2 separate regions of the Homo sapiens genome follow, and region 2 is linked to region 1. Evidence: read pairs that join two places in POLR2A ChIA-PET (ENCODE). Cell type or tissue: A673. All regions are shown on one strand.

Region 1 (2,500 bases):
ACAAGGGAGGTTAGTCTATTTTGTGGCGGGAAGTGAGGAAGGGAAGGCTTTTGTTAGGGGAAGTTGGGGAGGGAAAGTCTTTTATAAGTGAGTTTAGGCAGGAAAGACTTCCTGCGGCCAGGCGAGAGAGGGCAGGACTTTGTAAGGACTGCTGAGGATAGGGCCATAAAGGCCTTTGGGAGGAGAGAGGACAGGAAGGGGCAGGAAGGCCTATGGTTGGTGCCGGTGTGTTGCCACACCCCGCCCCCCTCTCCCTCCCCCTCCCCCTCCCCCAGCATTTCCCTGCCTGGCCTGAGCCAGCACTCACCGGAGCACAGGTAGTAGGACAGGTAGTAGCACACGAACAGCAGGATCCAAATGGAGAGCATGAGCATCCCAAAGGGTTTGCTGACCCGCATCTTTAGAGATTCCCGCCATCCTGGCTGAGGCCTGTCAGCCATGGCGGCCTCGTATCCAGGATGGCTGCTCTCGGGATTCGACTCAGTTGCCGCCAACTCATAAGTTGCCAGCTCTAAGTGAGCCACACGCATGGCACGGTGACTTCTCCTATTCCTCCCCTTCGCTTTCCTCCTATGTGAAGACATGGCTCCGGGTGCCGCCTCGCTGAGACGCTGCCTCACAGCCCAACGGTCCGGCAGTCCGTGGCCCAGAAGCTTCCGGGGCAGTCCGTGGCCCAGAAGCTTCCGGGGCAGTCCGTGGCCCAGAAGCTTCCGGGGCAGTCCGTGGCCCAGAAGCTTCCGGGGCAGTCCGTGACTCAGAAGCCAATAGGGCAGTGGCCCTCGCGTGGCATGTGCCAACTCTCGCGAGACCTGAAACTGATTCCTTCACGATGACGTCTTCTGCTTCATTCCACAGGCCCAGACCCTTATAACCACGTGGCCAGTGGTTGGTGCACCCCCACACTCCCACTCAAAGCCTGGCATATAGGTGCTTGCTAAATGCTTGTGGAACAAGTGAACGGGGCTTCAGGCCTGCACCAGTGGCATGACTGCTTGCCATAGATCAACAAAAAGGAATAACTCGGATTCTGACTCCAACCTTAGCCGTTAATTCCTCCTCATTCCCAGAGTGCACACTGTAGTGTATGGTCACTACAGTTCGTCATTACAGCACTCACGACAGCAGCTGCTAGCCAAATGTGGCTATTTAAATGCAAATTTCAATTACTTAAAATTAAATGAAATTAAGAAAACAGTTCCTCAATCACAGTAGCCACATTAACAAGTGCTCAATAGTCGCATGTGGCTTATGGCTGCCATCCTGGACACTGGCAATATGGATTTTTTTTTTCTTTGTTTCTTTTTTTTTTTTTTTTTTTTTTTTTTGAGACGGTGTCTTGCTGTCTCCCAGGCTGGAGTGCAGTGGCGCGATCTCGGCTCACTGCAAGCTCCGCCTCCCAGGTTCACGCCATTCTCCTGCCTCAGCTTCTGGAATAGCTGGGATTACAGGCGCACACCACCACGCCTGGCCAGTTTTTGTATTTTTAGTAGAGATAAGGTTTCACCATGTTGGCCAGGCTGGTCTCGAACCCCTGACCTCTGGTGATGTGCCCACCTCGGCCTCCCAAAGTGCTGGGATTACAGGTGTGAGTCACCGTGTCTGGCTGGAGCATTTTCATCATGGCAAAAAGTCGTTTTGGGCAGTATTGGATTTGAAGAGTGACTAGTGAATATCGTAGATATTCAATAGATTGTTACACTTTAGTAGAAGCTTTACGTGTTAGACAAAATGCTATTTGCCTTATGAAACCTTAAAACTGAGTTACAAATAAATAAAACAATACGATAACATGAGAACAAATAATGTGTGACGAACACTGAAAAGTGACTAAAATCATTTACGTTTTACTGCTAAAATTACCACCCATGAACTGGGTGGCTCTAAGTAAATGCCTTCCTCCCACTAGGCCTTGGTGCCTCATGTGTAAAATGGAAGGGTTGGACATTGTTTCTAGACCCCCTTTTGGCTCTAAAATCTGACCCTTGGGCAAAATCCCATTATCTTCCTTGGTTTGGGCACACCAGCAAAAGGACTGTGTAGGTACTGCTTCCATAACTGTTAGCTTACCACATTCTAGTTTACAAAGGATATGAAAACCACCCCAACTGCATTTCCATCCTTATTCATAATTATATTATACGTACTTTCCGTTTCTACTACTTTTATTCTATTCTTATTTCCAGTGTTCCTAAGCATCCCACAGAGGAAGGGAGAAGCAAGGCTTCCTATTCCAATAATTCTTGAAACGTAGCACACTCCACCCATCCCTGCCCCATGCCCAAGAGCCATTTATAATGCTGTTTAGTTTATCAAAGAGTCTAACAGGAAAAGAACCCACTTTCCTTCTATATTTTTTTAAATTCTTTTTTTGGCTTCAGCTTTTCCAAAACGAATTTGATGAGAGGATTCTTATCACACAAAACATTTATTAATAGCTTCTGAAACTACTGCTTTCAACTGTGAGGAGCTGTGAAGTATCTGAGATTTTACTCTTCTTTCA
Region 2 (2,500 bases), 52 kb after region 1:
GCTAGGGAAAGTGACATACCTCCAGCTGCTTACTAGCTTCTTCATTTCTCATTATCAGAGACAACTTAGTGCGCAGACTCCGAAAGTGCATGTCAATCAGCATATGTGCTCGCTTTGAGGTGACTTCATTGATGGACTAAATGATTTAAATTAACAACATTATTATCAAGGCAATTGCCCCAGATGAATTAAACTAAAAATAAACAACTCAAAAATGCTCACCAAAATGACAAGCTGATAATTTTCTGGATCATAAGTTACAGAAAAGGCACCAACTGCCTTTTTAAAATCCTTATGTGCCGCCTCTTTGGCACACCTAGAAATTTAAAAAAAAAAATTAAGATGAATAATTACCAACTACTGACATAAATAAATGCAGGCAGATTTACACATACAAGAATCATGGATTCATATTAAATTTGATTTATGCAAAATATGCTATATCCATTTAGAAGCTTAGCTCCTTTTCTGTACATTTCTGAAATACAGCTTAGATTACCAAAAGAGACATATTCAGGGGAACCACTCTACACTACAGGTTTCCTGATTTCAGTTACATACAAGTCAGTAGTTTTCTTAAGTCAACTATTGAAAACTTTTGGAGATAGCTACCTACAGGGTATCTGATTTCTTTCTTCTTCTCTTGTTGCAGGCCTTTTTTTTTCCTTTTTTTTTAATTTTTAGTTTTGTGGGTACATAGTAGGTATATATATTTATGGGGCATATGAGATGTTTTGATACAGGCATGCAATATGAAATAAGCACATCACGGAGAATGGGGTAAGAAACTGCTAAACGATTTGAGGGAGAGAAGGAAACGTACATGAACCAGAAGGCACAAAAATTTACACACATACACAATCTCTAGAAAAGGGAGGATTTCTATGTATTCTGAACTGCAATTTAATGTTCAACAACATGTCCAAATCAAACGTACTGTATTCACTTAATAAAATCTGTAAAAAATAAAAATGCGTCTCTTCTATAGTCTTTAAGCATTATTCCAGATCAAGGATTGTAAGATGAGATGACTTTTTAAAGCTTCTTTGGCTCTACTTATTACACATTTATCTGAAAACATTTTAGGTAAAAGAGAAAAAAACGGAGAAATCGTTTATAGTTTGTGACTTATGACAGAATTATCACATTTGTTTGATCAGTTTTTAAATCTTAGAATGAACAAAGTTAGTTTAGAAAACAAATGTACATTATGTACATCAGACACGTGTATAGCCAAGTAAGTTTAAACAAGCGCAAGGCTGCCTTGATTCTATAAGTAGGAAAAGTTAAATAAGTTTTTTCTCCATTGCTCTTGCAAACCAAACCATTTTTGCCAAAGTCCACCAAATTTAAAATCAATTTCTAGTAGTTTAAAAAATTTTAAACTACTAGAAATTCTTCTAAACTAATTGCATATCACTTCCAAGTTCTCAGCATTTCTTGTGTATCAACTTACATTTGCCGTAAGTCTTCTGGCACATCCAGCTTGATCTTATGGAAAGTATCTTTTGTGGCAGGTTTGTTGGGATTAACAGATCTTAGACGTTCAATTGTGACAATTTCATTGTAAGTTGCATCACATGCTGCATATTCTATCACATAAAACTGAGAAATAAATAAAAGTCACTTCTAATCACAATTTTTAAAGTAAGAATAAGAAGTTCTCCCTATTCAGTTATTTTAAAATAAATAATCTATGTGAAAAAATTTATGACCAACAGAAACATACTGAACACATAGTGAAAACATTTTAATTAAATTACTCAAAATTAGATATTACTTCAAAATAGAAATCCACACGGGAATGTACAACCTGGGTTTAAAAAAAGGAAACAATATAAGAAAAAAATTTAAATAGGCATTTTCCTACCTCACCCTTTATCATCCTCACTTTAGCTAACCACCAACAGCAAGGCTCTTTTTCATTTGCTCTGGAATACACCTACACAAAAATTACAACACAGAATATTTCATGATTAACATAATTTTGAAATCTACAGATTTTCAGATATCGAGGAAATTTTCTTAAAATGCCCCTAGGTGTCTTTAAAAACCACATGTCATATATCCTCAACCAAATTGTAACCCTGTCTATGTACCCCGAGGTAGGCAGAGATACATAATCAGAAACTACCTGAGATTGCTTTGAAGCTCCTTGTAAAAATCAGTTTTCCTATATTTCTGTTCTAATTCAGCAATAATTAGTGCTCTGAAAATAGACGCCCATAAATACAAGCACACTTTCCTTGGGTACTCAGCAAGTTACAAAAAATGTATCTAAAAATGTATAAGCTTATTTTTGCTTTATCCTAGTAAGCAAAAATTGACTGAAAGTTACTGACCATGCCCTACTGTCTTGTTGCTTGGTCACTAAAGTAAGACCACTGAACATTCAGCCCACTAAGGATACCACTCTGGCAGTCATATCTCCTGGAACTAAATGGACAGATCCTTGGTCACTTTCTGGTCTCCTGCTTCCTCTCCACTAAAAATGACAACT

The links. Peaks named below come from ENCODE experiments on the same cell type or tissue, not always from the same donor. Only the 100,000 strongest peaks of a DNase experiment are listed, where the experiment ranks them.
Region 2: POLR2A ChIA-PET joins it to region 1 with 16 read pairs; 3 of 35 experiments call an interaction of 5 or more read pairs at or near these places.

The regions. Positions count from the first base shown.
Region 1 is chrX:147,979,487-147,981,986 of GRCh38, reverse strand. FMR1NB (FMR1 neighbor) reads right to left here and starts at 650. Exons shown (of 6, transcript NM_152578.3): 1 at 308-650. The coding sequence starts at 584. In A673, no CTCF peak of the experiment used is centred here; no DNase peak of the experiment used is centred here.
Region 2 is chrX:147,927,764-147,930,263 of GRCh38, reverse strand. It overlaps FMR1 (fragile X messenger ribonucleoprotein 1), which reads right to left. Exons shown (of 17, transcript NM_002024.6): 4 at 1,871-1,942; 5 at 1,457-1,605; 6 at 223-316; 7 at 20-136. Among named protein-coding and RNA genes, the nearest start is that of FMR1, 17 kb to the right of the region's middle. In A673, no CTCF peak of the experiment used is centred here; no DNase peak of the experiment used is centred here.